Regions from separate parts of the Mus musculus genome. Here region 1 is linked to region 2. A link is a loop called in an ENCODE intact Hi-C map of the cell type or tissue named here. Cell type or tissue: left cerebral cortex. All regions are shown on one strand. Each heading gives the region's core, and the rest is flanking DNA. Links, peaks and the distances in the headings are about the cores only.

Region 1 (8,515 bases), core at 3,361-5,860, 72 kb after region 2:
AGTCTTGCATTTTGGGAGGTGGGGGGGAAGGGGTGAAGAAAACAATAGTGAGAATTTTGTGTTCAGGAAAATCATGAAGACCATTTTGGATTTATTCTACAATGTCACTGAGTAAGACCTGAACTTTAAAACTGCACTTTTTTTTAAAAATGAAATTTGAGTGTCATACTGCCAGCTTGTAAGTCATTCCATTGGTGCAAAATGATGAACTAATTAAAAAAAATCTTTTATTGGATTGGCTCTTTAACAGTTTCAGATATATGTGTACACACACACACCCCCTTCTAATTACTGACACTCTCCCCTCTCATCTCCTATCTCTTATGATCCTCTTCCCTAAATAAGTTTCTTTTCCATGTTCATGTCTTTTTGTTTTGTTCCCCACTGAGTTTAACCAGGGCTGCCTGGGTGACAACATGTTTAGAATTCCTCACTGGAATCTGATGGGATCGTCATCATTAGATACACCACTGACTGCCCTGCTTCAGAATCAATCAGGAGGCATAGAGCCTTGAGGGCCCCTCCCTGATCCACGCCTACTACTGACAGGTTGAGCCGTAAGCAGGCTGATTGCAGGCAGCTTTGGATGCTGGGAGGTGATGTGCCCAGAAGAAGACATTTCTCTGCCCTTTCCCCTATCTTTTGGCTCGTTTATTTTTCCCATGCTCTCTTCTTCCTTGCTCTCTGAGCCTTAGATTGTGTGGTGTAAATGTCTTCTTTAGGGCTGAACACTCAGCCACCCTGTGTTCTCTGCACCTTGAGCAGCCTTGAGTTTCTGTATTCACCACCATTCCTGGCGAAGAGAAACTTCTCTGATTAAGGCTGAAAATAGCACTTGTCTGGGAGCATAGACATAAATATTGAGAAGGCAGTTGGGCACCATGTCAATTGAGCTGAACAATAGTGACAAGTTCCCCTTTCCCCATATCCAAGACCTCTTCAGCCATGGATTTTTAAATTAAGTTTACAGTACTAGGCATTCATTTCTCCTTCAGAATGGCCCCAACTAAGTTAACTAATGGTTACCCCCATAACAGTTACACCACCATTGTGCCAGTAGACACATCTTGCCTCGCTTGGTATGATAGTTCTCATCTGGGTAAGACTAGAGTTTTCTTTTCTTGCCCCACTTCTTGAAGCTTGCACAGTAACTCCCTAAACTGTGAAGATTAGCTAGCATGGAGGAAGCTTTCAGCCCAGTTCCAGCTCAAATCTTTACACCTGTGGACCAAGACGTGCGATGTCTTCAGTGGTAGGATCTTTTCAATTAGTTCTGACGGGGGCAACCGAAAGGAACGGCAAGCACTTGTAGTGTTTTGCTCAGAAGGACGTAACACCTATCGTTGGGTTTGGTTAAATAACTATAGCTATTAGGTGCAGTATCCAGCTCGCAGGCTCCTTTCTGACTGTCTTTTAAAACTATATATTAAAAATGGTCTACAGAGAGTAGATTTCCAAAGGGCTTTTTAATACACTCTTCAGTTTGGTTAGCCCCTCCCCTTCTTCCCTTTATTCTTCCTTCTCCATTTCTATTTCAGCAACTCCTCCCATTAGCCTCCCTCTTTGTTTTCATATTACCTATTTTCTGCTATCCCTTGAGGTAACCCTTGACCCAATGGCCCTTTTCCAGTTTCCTGGCCTCTACAAGGAAAACACACATATCCTAAGATTAGGATCCACATACAAGAGAGAACATGTAAAGTTTGTTTTCCTGGGTCCTGGGTCACCTCCCTCCAGCACCAACCATTAACTTGCAATTTCATTTTTATTTACAGCTATGAAAGTTCCTCTGTGTAAATGTGTCATCTTTTCATTTGTAAATGTGTCATCTTTTCATTCTCTGCTCATCTATTGACAGATATCTAGGCTGCTTTTCTTTCCTGACTGTTGTGAATAGACAAGCAACAACTGTATTTGACTGAGTGTTTCTGGAGTAGGATATGCAGTCCTTTGAGTAGATGTCTATGAGAGGTGTGGTGGCTCATGGAGTTCTATCTCTAGCTTTTTGAGGACCCTCCAGACTGACTTGCATAGTAGCTGTGCTTGTTCACACTCCCACTAACTGTGAGTGAGCTTTCCTGTTTCTCCATTCTTTCCAGCACTTGCTGTCCTTTCGATTTCATGATGACAGTCATTGTCACTGGGGTCAGATGGAATTTCATGGATCTTTCAACCAACTGTTGCTAATGATGTTGAACATCTTTTTATTTATTTATTTATTTATTATATGTAAGTACACTGTAGCTGCCTTCAGACACTCCAGAAGAGGGCATCAGATTTTTTTGTTAAGGATGGTTGTGAGCCACCATGTGGTTGCTGGGATTTGAACTCAGGACCTTTGGAAGAGCAGTCGGCACTCTTAACCACTGAGCCATCTCATCAGCTCCCTGTTGAACATCTTTTAAAGTCTTGCTAGCCATTTGTATTTCTTTTAAAAAAGATCTGTTTACAACTATGGTACATTCTTCAATTATTGTTTTTGTTTGTTTACTTTTTTTTTTTAAGAGTTCTTATTCTGTATATCAGTTCTCTGTTGGATGTACAGCAGGCAAGGACTTCATTCCATTTTGTGAGGGTGCCTCTTTACTTCATAGCTTCTTTTGCTGTATAAAAGTTTTAAAAATTTAAAAATCACTTTAGTGTATGTATGTATGTATGTATGTATGTATGTATGTATGTATGTATGTATATGTGTGTGTGTGTGTGTGTGTGTGTGTGTGTGTGTGTATGTATGTGTGTGTATGTATGTACCACAGTGATTGTGCAGTGGTCAGAGGACAACTTGTGGGAGTCGGTTCCTTACTTCTGCCCTGTGGGTCTGGGGACTGAATTCAGCTCTTTATGCTTTATGGTTTGTACCCTGGCCCACTTGGCCATGTCTCACCGGCTCTGTGCAGAAGCTTTTTAATGTCATGAGGTCTCATCTCCCAATTGTTGGCATCTGTACTCTTTTAGTAACAACTTGTGCTGAACACTTACTACAGTTACTTTCCTAAGTGCTTCTAGCAAGGGGAGTTTAACTTTTTAACAGTTGCTACACACCGGGGATCTACAAATGTCTTGGACTATGTTAGTTACCACTCTCAGACTCATGTGGCCTGTGGCCAACAGCTAGACCACACCTGTTAGACCTTATATTTGTTTTTTAAATTTTTAGTTAAACCTCAAACAGTGCTTTCTCTCACTTATCCTACCACGGTCTTACAAGGGTATCTGGAACAAGATACAGTATCCTTTAAGAAGGCTCCTTTGCCTGGGATGTTAAGTTACTTGTCTCACAGCTAATCCCCAGAAGTGCTGGAATGCAAATCTAATTTCAAGTTCGAAGAGCTCTCCACTGTGATGCCCGACCAAGTATCACCTGTGTGTATGTGGCTTAGCTTGTCACACCTTTATAGAATATAAAATAACCTGGATGAAAGGCAAACATTTATTCCAAACTCACCTTCATACTTAACAGGTACTTATCCGTGTGGTATTTCATTTCAGTCACATAACAGCCCTTTAAGGATTTCATATTCAAGATGAAGGATCTGGAACATTATAACAACTGAGTGATTTTTTTTCGCCCTCTCAAATGTGCATGGCTGAGAAATAACTGAGGAAAAAAAATTAAAGCTTAGTTTCAATTCCCTTTTTTTGAAAGATTTATTTTAATTTATGTGCATACAAACATGTGTGTGTGTGAGTGTATGTGTGAGTGTGTGTGTGTGTGCTTGCACCTACCCTTGTGTGCAGGGGCCCCTGGAGGCCAGAAGAGTAGGCTGGATGTCCTGGAGTTGGAGATGAATGTGAGTGCTCAACGTGGGTGCTAGCAACTAAGTTCTAGTCCTCTTCAAGTGGCTTGACATCCTGCTCCAGTCGCATCAATTTTCAGTTTTCTTTGGAACTTTGATACTCTCCACAAAGATTTAAAGATGGGAAATTTGATGAATAAGGCTGGGGCTGTGTGATTTGGAGAAGGAAAGGCTGCTGAGCTGCATGGTGGGTATCCCCTGTCTTAAAACGACTGAGATGGGATTCTAAGGCGCACGCATGCATGTGTGCATGTGTGTGTGTGTTATCCCTTAGGAAGGACATCTGAGCTTTAGAATATTGGTGTATACTACTATGAGGTCCCTGAGGACCTCCTTTCCTCAGAGAAGAAATACCACGTGTTCCAGGAAAACCAAAACTTTCAGACTCTCCAAACATGGTTAGTGAGTTGGTGCAGTGCAGTGGCTGGGTGCTCCGGGTCTTATATAATACAGAATTTTATCCAGCAGTAGAGAGCTCAGAAAGCTTTAGGTCTGTAAATGAAAGAACTGTATATCAGCAGGGGCCTTGGCTTGAGCTTTCCTGGCACGGTCATGGCTTCACCTGCAGGCCTGGAATCCTTCCAGAGGCTCTTTCCAGCTCATTGGCTCTGAGTGCTTGAATGTCTGCTCTTGTTCAGAATATGTCTCTCAGACTTCCCCACTGCGTGGCGAGGAATGACTCAGTGTGGGGGTGCAGAATATGTGTCTGTTTATCTGTCTCATAGCCAATGTGGAAAATTTTTTTGACATCTCATGCTTGTCTTCAAAAAAAAAAAAATGACTGCAAATTTGAACTTCCCTTCAGAATGTTTGTGCTGATGTTAAATTAAAATTCTATTGAAAATAGCTTATAAAAGAAAGAAAATCATGCTTCATGATCATCCTGTGGCATCCTGCCCTGTTCCTGGAGCAACCAGCCTCCTGTGCGGGAAGCACTGGACCACACTTCTTAAAGTTGTGAATGCTGATGTTCTCACCTTAATCCATTGGCGTTTTCCCCTGTGTAGTCAAGTGATACTGTTTCTCCATTTCCTCTAAGTCCTGGGTCAATGCAGGCACTGCATTGAGTGTCAAGGAGGATTTGTTGATTTCACAGCAGTAATAAATATTCAAGTCTCTTCCTGGTGATGTGTGTAGAATACTTTGTGGGTGCATTTTCTCGTACATCTAGAGAAGTAGCAATTATTAACACCTATGGAGCATTTACTATATTTAAATTATTTGTAAGTTTTAGATATGATTTTTTTTATCTTCATCATAATTCTGTAAGGTAGGGTTCTGTGATCATCTCTGCAGATGAAGAAATGTTATGATATGGATGTTACTAACAGGTTTATATAGTGAACAGATGGTAGAACAGGGTCTCCTGTTCAGACAGTTATTCCAGGACTGAGGTGTGCTTCTCTTCTGAGGCGTTGACAGCCATTGATCTGCAGCAGAGAGAATACCCTGAGAACGCTAAAGACTTTTATTTCCCGTAGCTGCTGTGTGAGTCTTCTTTGCCCCTTGGCACTTGACATGGGGCCTAAAGTCACAGACACAACCCTCTATGGGTGCACTCATCCTGACTCTGAGAGTACCAGTTAAATGGGAGGCCGAGTGGCTGAGAAGTAGGACCCCTCTGCCAGCCCAGGGCTGCCAAGGAAGCTTGGAGTCCTTCTTGAATGATGGGGTGTCTCTTTAGTTATCGGTTGCAGTTCAGGATGCAGGAAGAACAGGTCTGTGGGAGGCCAGACAAATGGCAACAAAAGGAATCCATTGTCAAGATTATCTATAGGGCACTATGGTCTAGTGGCCTATAGATTGTGCCAACTTCTATTTCTAAGCCTTCAGGAAGTCCCAGGGCCGGTACTGGTGACTTAGATTATCTGTGCCAGGCTAATTGACTTTGGCACAGGCACCCCTTTTTTTCTGGCACCCCACATCTCTATAATTGGAACTCTTGGCCAGAGCATACTTCTGTGTCTTTCCTGTTACCCAGCTTCATCCAAAGGAAGGCTGAGGACTTTGTTGATCAATAACTGGTTAAGGCTATAAAGATAGCTGACCTGTAAGATTGGCTTTAGGGGCCCTGCACTCTTTGATTAATTCTTAGTGTCACTAGAAAGAGACACAGTACCCCAGATACTGCTGGGGAAATAAAAAAACACGTAAGGAAACTATCCAGTCTCCCCCACCTGGACTGAGTTTTAAAAATTATTGAAATTTAATGTTTTTCTTTCACTCTTTTTTGGAATGTGTCTTTCAGTTATAGCTAGTGACCCTGGCTTAACAAGACTTTTTTTTAAACAATTTTTTATTAGATATTTTCTTTATTTACATTTCAAATGCTATTTAACAAGACTTATACATAATGTGGGCCCATCTTTGCTCCTTTGTGCCTATGAGACACCATCTACTCACTCTTTGGCCAAATTCCTTCAGTCACAGCCTCAACATTCTTTTACTGTTTTCGAGTTTCTGTCTAAAAGTGTAATCCTATATTTGTTGTGCAAACGGTTGGATGGAATCATGGTGAAGCTATCGCTGCTCTGCATTTGAGATGTTTATAAAGAAAACATAACTGAGCTGGTACTACATGCCAGGCACAGGGTATGGAATAAGCACAGAGAGCCCATGCCCTTATGGAGGCTAAAGCTAGAGCCTCCGTCTAATATTGGGATATTTCCAGTCCGCTTTCTATTTGAAGATGTGTTCCTAGTTGTAGCACACCCCCCCCCCCCGTTATGTTTTCCACCCTGGCCATTTTAAACTTTCTGGTGTCTCTCAAGTCCCTTCCCAGATGCTTATTCGAGAGGCAATTAGTAGAACTAGTCAATCGGCTTCGGGAAGTTTTCCTTCTTGGGTCCCATGTGTATAAACTCACGTGTGGTCTTTGCCTTCTTTATTCCTCTCTCAGAGGAATGTATCTCTTCCCTTAGTGAGGTTCAGACGTGGGGTCCCCTATCCTGGGTTCTACATGTCTGGTCTGAGATTCCTCCCTTCAGCTTCTCTTCAGTGTCTAGGTTCCTCCACTTGACCCAGCACATTCATATATGTCGCCTTGTTCACTCTAAACTGATTCTTTAAACCTGAATGCCAGCCGTACACCCAGCCCTGTTCCACCCATTTAGCCCCGGAGAAAGAACTGCTTGCTTGTTGTCTCTTTTGTCTTGCTTTTGTTATTACACCATTTCTTTCTTTCTTTTTTAATTGGATATTTTATTTATTTACATTTCAAATGTTATCCCCTTTCCTGGTTTTCCCTTCCACAAACCCCCCCATCCCATCACCCTCCCGATGCTTCTGTGAGGGTGCTCCCCCACCCACTCACCCACTCCCGACTCACTGCCCTAGCATTTCCCTACACTGAGGCATTGAGCCTTCACAGGACCAAGGGCCTCCCCTCCCATTGATGCTAGATAAGACAATCCTCTGTTACATATGCAGCTAGAGCCATGGGTCCCTCCACATTTCTAAGTCTGCCTTGAACATGGCTCCACTGAAATGGTTCATGCTAAGACCCTCAGACCTAATAGTCCAATCCAGTAACCCAGAGAATATCTTTCACTTGTTGCCTTTCTCACCATGCCCTGAAGTTTGTAATTGTCGGCTGTGCCTGTTTTTGCAGCTGTCACCTCCTCTGGTTTACAGAGCACTGCTTCCTCCCAGTTCTCAGGGTATCCGTCTATCACTTGTGCCACTTGCACAGGCTCCTTTTCTGTGTCACAGTCCCACATGTTGGTGTCCCTCAGACTTGTTTCTCATTATCGGTTTTTCTTGGTTATGTTGCTCATTGCTCTTCTCAGGCCTTTTTCTTGGTCTCCAGACCATCACAGCCAATGCCTTGTCGACTGTAGCTATCTGTGTCCCCCAGGTCCCTCACACTTAGCATGTCTCACACTGACTCCATCATCTTTCTAAAAAATCGACTCCTCTCCCAAGATTACTGTATATTAAAAAGAAATGCAGCATGGTCTCATCTCTGGAGGTTGTCCTTGATTCCTCCCCAGTGTTCTCTAGCTAACAGAGTACCAATTCATGTCGGTTCTGCCATAAAACCTGAGTACTTGCCTCCTATGCACAATGTCCTTTCTTGTATAATGTGCATATAGTCCTACTTGCTCTTTCTCTCAAATAGCCTTGAGTAACGTACCCCTCCCCTGCTCCATTCTCTCCTCTGTGCATCCTTTCTCTAGAAAAGTCAGTGATGAGTAATCCCTGCATGCACTGTCTGATACTTCACTGAATTTAAAGCTTCTTTAACTCAAGGACCGTATGCTGGTTTCCTATGTGCTTCAAATGCATGTGACAGGGTTAGGACGTATTTCACAAATACTTGCTTTGTAAATGAATGGTTTAAATTATCCCCACAATAGCAAACTTATCACAGTTAATCAATCTTGGAACCTTTGGGGGGGCTATGATTGCCCTACTTAGTAACTTGGGTCTCCAATTAGTTTCCACTATGATAACACATTTGGATATATCAATTAAAAGCAATGTTAGTTGATTTTATTATTTTAAGTAATATTTATCTTCTATCTATCTATCTATCTATCTATCTATCTATCTATCTATCTATCTATCCTAGAAAAGTTAGATACTATGAAGAAGCTAAAAGAGGAATATAAAATCATATAAAATTCTATTACCTGAAAGTAGGTAACTACCGCTAAAGTGTTGACACAGAACTCAGTGTGTTCTCTAAATTTTTAATTTTGGTGATGGAAGAAGGT
Region 2 (8,515 bases), core at 3,676-6,175:
AATGCGTAAAGTAAATGTATATTGTTGGACCTCACTCCAGGCCTATTAAGCAGAGTTTCCGATGTCACTAGCGTGGATGCCCCTTATGATGATCATGAGCACACTGGATGAGAACCACAGATAAAGTTATTCGTGTTAGATGGATTCAAAGTGATCTGGCATAGCCTTCCCTGTCTCCGTTGATACTTTTTCCTTCTTCCCAACTGCAGGCCCCAAGTCCTAGCCTTGGCCTGAACTTGGCTTTTATTCTCACACTTCATATTTAATCTATCCGAGATCTGGTTGGCCCTGTTTTCAAAATCTATCCCCAGGGAGGGGGATATGTTTACACTAAGGATTCATCTCTAGTGCTGTTTTTGTTTTTGTTTTTGTTTTCCTTACAGGGTATTTTCTTCACAGCAGCCAGGGTGATTCTGTTAAAACGTGAATCTGGGCGCTTCATTCCCATGCTTCAAAACCTCCAGCCGCTCCCTCCTTCTCGTCAAAGACGACATCCTGATAGCTCTACTACCCTGGACTCTGCTGATCTAGGACATGTCCTCTTCCTCTCTCCTCTTGTCCTGCACTACTGCATTCACAGAGGCCCCCTGTAGGAATATTCTCATCTCAGGTCCTTGGCAGTTTCTCGTTTTTTTCTGTTCTCTCTCTCTCTTTTCTTTCTTTCTCTTTTTTCCTTCCTCCCTCCCTCCCTTCCTTCCTTTCCTTCCTTTCCTTTCTTTCCTTCTTTCTTTCTTTCTTTCTTTCTTTCTTTCTTTCTTTCTTTCTTTCTTTCTTTCTTTCAAGTTTTTCTCCAGGAACCGCAAGCTAACGCTCTCTCTCCCACCACATCTCTGTCCAATCGCATCATAACTCTCCCAGGTGGCCTTACTTTAATCTACTCCCCAACTCCAGGCCCTTATCACTGCATAATATGCTTTATAATCTACTTATTGAACATTGTTTATTATTCATTTTCCCTGGCCACAGGCACCATATGCTCTGTATTTGTCTTATTCAGATCTACATACCAGGCATCTAGAACACTGCCAGGCATATAGTTCACGCCCAGTAAATATTTGTAGCATTTGCTGAATGAATGAAGTTTCTTGACTCTAGAGAGTACAAACCAGAGGAGTGACACTCCTCAAATGAGTGCAAGCTGCCTCATCAAACTTTGGTCCTAACCGTGTTTGCCTCTGTGGGGACTATCCTAGATTATATAATATTTTAAGACTTGTATAATGCTGTATTCTATAATACCACATTCCTGATTTATTTATTTATTTATTTTTGTTTTTGTTTTGTTTTTCAAGACAGGGTTTCTCTGTATAGCCCTGGCTGTCCTGGAACTCACTCTGTAGACCAGGCTGGCCTCGAACTCAGAAATCCACCTGCCTCTGCCTCCCAAGTGCTGGGATTAAAGGCGTGCACCACCACTGCCCGGCTCTAATTTATTTATTTTTATTGTTATTTTAGTTCACGTGTATGAGTATTTGCCTGCACGGATGTCTGTGTACCACATGTATTGCTGGTGCCTTTGGAGGTCAGAAGAGAGAGGCTGACCTCCTGGAATTTGAGTTACAGATGGTTATGAGCTTGCTGCTGAGCCATTTCTACAGCTCCAACCACGTATGTCTTTAAAATCAATAACCAAGAGCGGTGTAACTACTTCTACACTGTCAACCAATAGCTAAACGTTGCTAGAAATTTTACTTCAGCAACATGCCTGCATGCAATTGGTCAGGAAATGGGTGAAACAGAATAAAGCAGCTGGTCCCATGACCTCCAAAATGCTCCGGGTCAATAGGAGTCAAAAGCCCAACTATTGGAGGGCCTTTCTCTGAAATGGTTTGTAATTGCAACCCAGCACCTCTCAGAACACATGCTAAAGGAAGAAAAGGAGAGCCGTTGCTACACGAGTCTATTTTTACTTTACTGGGCTTTATCAAAATCTCCCCCTGAAGTGGCTGGCCCAGCAGGGCCAAGAGATCAAGAACATCTCAATAGCACACAGCAGCCACTCTTCCCCGGTAAAAAACACGGGTCCCTGGAAGCCCTCCACTTCCCGCCTCCCAGGACAATGCTTTTAATTAGCTGCACCAGATTTCGAAGAGAACAAAAGCTCCCCACCCCTCACAGGAAAAGCTTCTACTGGAGATATCTCACTGGGGAAGCGCCTGGCACACAACAGGGAGACGAGAACATACAGGCTGTTCTGAGCTCCGCAAAGAGACACAAACTGGAGTCTCTAGGGAGTCTCAGAGGTTAAGCCAGCGCATTTTCGCTCCCTGTGACCACATCTCCCCCATCCCAACACTATCCCCCACCCTCATCCCCCTGTCCCGTCCAGCCCCGCCCCGCCTTCCTGGGGCCAACGTCTGAGGGCTTCACCTTCCTCCTCCCTCTCTCTAGAACTGTTGGGGTAGGGAACCTGGGGGTGGTAAAAGAAGCTTGAATAATCTTTAGAATCGAGCATCTGGGAAGCAGAGGAAGAAACTGGGAGTTTATTTCAGGTGACAGACATAGAGCAGGCCCCTGTTGTTTTTTTTTTTTTTTTTTTTTTTTTTCGAGACTAATAATATTTCTGGAACGGAGAGGCTTGAATCATACGTCTCTTCATATTGCTGTGTGGGAAGTTTCAGTTATGAGCCCAACAATCAGAGAGACGGTGGTTCGTTTAAGTCTCAGTGGAGCAGTGTGCAAAAGGAATCTGGAAGGATGTTGGGGTGGGAAGGGGTGGGTGCACACCGAAGAGGGAGCTATAAGGATAGGGGTAGGGATGGCTTCCCTGGAGCCTGTTTTGGGGAATAAAGAGGATGGGCTAAGAAGCCTTCTTTCCACCCCTTTGTTTCTCCCTTGAATGCCTTTTGAAAAACATGGGGAAAATATCTTGTGCAAGTGCCTCTTCCTGACTAAGCTCACTGTCAGGAAAGGAAAGTCCGTGCGCTCCAGTGGTTTATTTTTGTGACCAGAGGCTCCAGGCCCTGCACACAACACAGACTCTTCCTTGCTCTGATGGAAAGAAAACTGGGTGTGAGCCTCCCGTCCCAGGGGCCAGAGTGGAGGAACGGGTGTTATCTGAAGGCTTATTCTCCGTTTTAGGAAACGAGAATAGAGTATAGGCTACCGTGGGATAGACGTGGGGTGGAGTCCATTAAACCTGCTGGCAGTGGGAGCTTTTTTATATCAGTCTTTAGGCAAACAAGCATAGAATTAGACTTTAATTAAATAAGGCTTAAACGGCTGTGCTTCCCGGCGAGCCTGCTGGTCATTAAAGTTTACTGTTATCACCTGCTTCTGAGCAACCTGTAGCTCAGGACTGGAGGCTGGATTAGGGGTTTTACATTTGGACACATGGGCCAAAGGAAAGACCTGAGCATCAGCTACCCCCCCCCCCCCGGGGGAGACAAGGCCTCTCTGTACATTTTGCATATGTTCTGGGCAGGGACCCAAAAGATTCTGCGTTTTCCTCTCTGTCTTGCCTTCATAAGACAAGTGTGAATCTGTCTAACCTAGAAGAAAACAGGTTTGGGACTTGGTATCCCCCTGCCTCCCTCTGTCCCTGTCCTTCCTTAGAGATCACCTGCTGCAAGGAACGCTGGGACTTGAGGGCAGGCAAGTAAGTCCAGCAAGCATGACAGTCACATGCTAGGTTCTTCTTGCTTCCTTCCCAGTGAAGATGACCTTAAAATAGAGCTCTGTTTTGAAAGAGTTTCAGGGAAAACTGATGAATATGGACGGAGGAAGGAAACCGGAAAGGTCCAGTTAAAGGGCAAGGCGGAGTCCTGCAGACTTGTTTGCTAGTGTTCCGAGGTAGCGTTGACCCTGCATCAGCAGGCGCTCCCAAATGTGGGGACCTGACTCCCACCACTACTCCTGACCCTTTAGCGATTCCCAAGTGCCCTAAGGGTTATTACCGAATATCCCCACTAGAACAGGCTTCTTCTTTTTTTTTTTTTTTTTAAAAGATTTATTTATTTATTTATTTATTTATTTATTATATGTAAGTACATTGTAGCTGTCTTCAGACACTCAGAAGAGGGGGTCAGATCTTGTTACAGATGGTTGTGAGCCACCATGTGGTTGCTGGGATTTGAACTCTGGACCTTCGGAAGAGCAGTCGGGTGCTCTAACCCACTGAGCCATCTCACCAGCCCTAGAACAGGCTTCTTAAATGCTGGGCTCTGCCTCTTGGGCTCCCTCTTACCCACTTACAGGCTCTTCTTTCAGTTCCTTAAATAGGCCTTGCTTCCTCTCTTCCCTGACCTTTCTTTGCTTCTAACTCCTGTATTCGATGATCCCACTGGAGGGCTCTACCTCCAGGAAGCCTTCCTTCTTTCTTCACCTGGACCCTGAGTTAGGCTTCTCTCCTACGGACACTCACAGACCCTACCTTACCTGCCACCCAGTACGTTGATTCAGAACTGCTCATTCATTTCCCACACTGGACTGTAAATGGCTGAGGGCGGTATGAAGGTCTCTGTCTTGTCTACCTACCATTGTATTCCCAGAGCTTGGCACCCAGTAGTGCTCTGCAAGCTTGTATTGAATCCACAACACTGTGCCAATATGAAAATTGATGGCTGATGATATTTAAAGTACCCGCTGAGGCACCAGGAGAAGGCCTTGAGTTAGACTCTGGGTCTCACTTTATTCCAAGGTCCCCTTTCATCCTACCCTCCCCACAATAATTTACAAACATCTTAGTCTGCAATGATGCCATTCAGCCCCCTTGGGCCTGGGGCTCCTTGATGAATATAGGCAAGCATCTATGTCTAACTTACCACTCTATTCTATTAACTTGAAAACTGCTAACTCATTATAATCTTTTAAAAAAGATATCTTTATAGTTTTGCCTTATCTTTGAACTTTTTGGGAGTAGGAAGAATGCCTTCGATTCTTCCAATATCTAATGTTTGAGAATGCACAATCTGTACATCTTTAAGGACTCATTTTTCTCTGGGAATCGGATTTCTGATAGTGCCACTGTGAAATGCATGCAGGATATATTCAGTGCTGTGGCAACGAGACAAGTTTCTGGAAGGAAACCGGTTCCTGGGTGGGCTGGCAAGCTACTGGCCAGAACAACATGGGCACCACAGCTTTGGCAGTTGGCAAGGGAGAAGCGCTCGAAAAGGCTGCTTCAGGCTGCCCTCTAGTGACCGGAGGCTCTGCCAGGCCAGAAGTCCTTGAACTTGAGCAGGAAGCAGAACCATCTGGGGGGTTTGCCTAAACTATACATGCCAACCCATAGGGTGCCATACCAGTTGGAAGACCAACTCTTTTCTTCATCAGCACCTTCAGGGATCTGCTGCTGCTGTCCTTGATTGCACCGCAAAGGGCCTACGCACTCGATGTGAGAACATCCAAGCTCATTTTGATGTCGCTGGGCATGGACCATTCACTGCTCACTGACTCTGTGTGTGTGTGTGTGTGTGTGTGTGTGTGTGTGTGTAGACGGAGAGAGGAGGGAGAGATGGAGAGACAGAGACAGAGAGACAGAGCAAGCATCCCTGGCATGGACACTAGACTATTTATTCTTCACCAGACTTGTAAAGGGGTGGGGGTCAGGGGCTGGGTCATTCAGCAAACATTTTGGGAAGGATTGTATCACCCCCTCTTGGTGTTTCTACACAGTCCAGTGAATCAGTAATGACGGGTAGCTCCAGCCCCCCTTCTTGTTTTATGCCTCATGATACATATCCTTATGGCCAACACTGTGTTAAGCTGTGCAAATATATCATATCCCGAAGTCTCTAGAGGCACTGGGAGTAGGGCATTATTTGTACCATCCAAGCAGAAGCGTGGGTATCCTGGACAATCGGCTCAAGCATAGGCAACAGCTAGGATTCACTTTCGTGCATCTGTGCTTGGATTCTGTTAAGTAAACTCACTGGCAAGGCAAACAAAGCAAAAGCCACATCCAGCTCTCCGTTATGAAAAGGACCCATTCATACTCAGAAACCCAACAGAGGATGCTCATAGCAACAAAGCAATTGTCTCCCTGGATCTCAATACATCTCTCCCTCTGGACAGTTTTAACTGAAGGCTGTTGCCCTACTTAGGGGCTGTCAGCACATTAAAATGTTTGTGGAGTCCTGCCACTTGATCAAGTTCTCTGGTGTGCAGCCTGGTACTCACTTAAATCATTGATGCACTTTTTCCTGTCCTGGTGGCCCCTCATTGGGTCAGTGCAATGGTGAACCTTATTTAGTGGATTTGGATTTAATACTGGATCTGAGTGCTGCACTGGGGCCTGGAAATAAGAAGGAGGACTAGGTAAGACTGAGTGCCCAACTTTCAGGGGTCAAAGCCCAGAGGGCACTTTATCTTTGATGCAATATAATATGCGCTCTACAGGAAATCCGAGCTCAGGGCTAGGATAGCACAAGACAATTATCCTCTCTGTTCTCAGGAACAAGTTGAACAGAGCAAAGCTATCACCGATGCCTCCGATAATCTAATAATTGATGACCACTAGTATTTTCGTAGGGATTGCCTAACGTTACATCATTTGCTTTCATATTTGCTAGGTCAGGTCTCTCTTCTTACATAGTCTCTCTTTCAGTACCTGGAAAAGAAGCCACGGCTGGGAAGGTGCCATCTGATTTCAGCTGGCTAATCGGCTTTTCCGGAAAACTTTAAGCATAAACTCACAGAGCCCTTAATGAGAAAGCTCATTAAAAGAGCCGTCTAAAATGGTGAGACAAATTACATGCACAACCCAGCCCACTCTTTTCCTCTTGGTTTCCTTCGCTCCCTCCCAGGCTGTGGCATTAAAAGGACAAGGTGAAGTAAGCCATCAGGTGGAAAAAAAGACCCTGCCACTCTAGGCAAACCATCTCTACCTCGATGCTTTGATGACATTTTTTCCCCTGCACCACTGCAGTGTTAAAAAACGTTCCCCAGACAGCAGGAAGCCCATGCACATATAATGATGGCCTTGGTAAAAGCCTTTGATTGTGTGTATTTGGGTGGAACTTGAGCTTGTAATTGGCGAGTTCACAAATTGTCTGTGACAGAGCCTCTCTCTCTAGAAAGCTTGTTTATCCCAGGGAAATCGAAGTTTCCTTTCTTGGGGGGTGGGGAGAGATGTTGGGGGGGGGGCATTTCCAGGAATGTTGCTTCACGATGGTAGTAGACAGTCTATCTCCATGGCTAGTCCTGTGAATTGTCCTATTAGATCATTCCCTAGCACAGTCATCTGTAAGGAAACCTAAGGCTAACGGGGAGGTTCAGGAGCTAAGCTAGGCTTCCTGCCTCCTGGCTCAAAAGGAAGTGAGAGCAGTGCTGTCCACTGGGAGGAAGAGACAGACGGGAGGTGGGTCTTTCTTTTCTTAATTTCCTTTTTTTTTTCCCCTTTCCTCTCTTATCCTGGGGAGCCTGAAAGGAAGATTACACAAACACTAACCCTTCCACACCTGGTAAATGAGCAGTGTTTGTGGAAAAGGAAATCCTCCCCGACATCTTGCCCCTTGATTGACTAAGTGTTAAGAATAAAGTTCTTGTAACCTTGCTGTGTTCCCGGGCTGAGGCTGAGAGTCAGAGAAAACCAAATTAGCTGCACCCTCCAATTGCTTGACTCTGGAGAACTTGCCAAACACCTCTAAGTTTAGCGTCTGCCAGGTCCCAGGCACTGAGTCAGGCACTCAGAAGGCAGAACCTGAGAAGTCTGCATGTCTATCCTGAAGTTCTTCATGCTTTATTCAGGGTGAAGAGATCTTAGAATGTCATAAAACCAGATGCTAAGCTGGACAATGGTGGCGAACGCCTTTAATCCCAGCACTTGGGAGGCAGAGGCAAGCAGATTTCTGAGTTCGAGGCTAGCCTGGTCTACAGAGTGAGTTCCAGGACAGCCAAGAGAAACCCAGTCTCAAAAACCAAAAAAACAAACACACAAACAAAAACCAAAAAACAAAACCAGATGCTAAGTGCTTTTTTTAAAAAAAAAAAAACAAAAACAAAAAACAAAAAACAACAACAACAAAAAAAAAAACTCTAAATGGTGGTCATGTGAAAGCTGGGGCCAGGAATGGAGTGTGTATTTAAGGCTGAGGAGAGTGAGAAGTCACAGGTGGTGAGACCAAGGTAGGAAGCAGGGCTCTGAATCAGAAGCTGTAATAGGAAAAAGAATTCCCCGAGGGAAAGGGAGAAACAGACAGGTGTGCAGTGTCTGAAAGCACTGGGTAGTAGAGGAGACTCAGAAAACAACGACGGGACCAGGAGGAGAATGAGCAGAGGGCTGGCTTCAGAAGCTGCAATGAGCCAGCCATGTTAGAGACTGACAAGAGCCTGTGAGACCCGGCAAACAGGTCACTGGGGACAGCTCGAACAGTCTTACTGCTCTGGGCGTTGGTGCACAGTTGAGACAGTGAAGGAAGGGAAGCTTAGTGGAGTCGGCTGTGAGGAGCTGGCTGTGATTCGCAGGGAGGGGTAAGGAATGAAGTAAAAATGAAACCCCCACTTCATGTATGACTTAATTACATACGTAGTCACGAGCCACATGGAAGGAGGCCTCGGAGAGGGAGGAGTTAAC

What was found. Hi-C counts contacts between places; a loop is a spot of excess contacts. Peaks named below come from ENCODE experiments on the same cell type or tissue, not always from the same donor. Only the 100,000 strongest peaks of a DNase experiment are listed, where the experiment ranks them.
Region 1: it touches region 2 in a loop (3-fold over the local background); 2 of 42 quality-filtered maps call a loop at or near these places.

Annotation. Positions count from the first base shown.
Region 1 is chr1:157,513,939-157,522,453 of GRCm38, forward strand. It overlaps a transcript of Sec16b not described here. Among named protein-coding and RNA genes, the nearest start is that of Gm15486, 6.5 kb to the left of the region's middle. In left cerebral cortex, for the core only: no CTCF peak of the experiment used is centred there; DNase peaks (open chromatin) are centred at 4,420, 5,404 and 5,662; H3K27ac peaks cover 2,296 bases.
Region 2 is chr1:157,441,403-157,449,917 of GRCm38, forward strand. No RefSeq gene overlaps it. Among named protein-coding and RNA genes, the nearest start is that of Cryzl2, 13 kb to the right of the region's middle. In left cerebral cortex, for the core only: a CTCF peak has its summit at 5,140 (motif pointing left); DNase peaks (open chromatin) are centred at 4,183, 5,119 and 5,889; H3K27ac peaks cover 1,728 bases.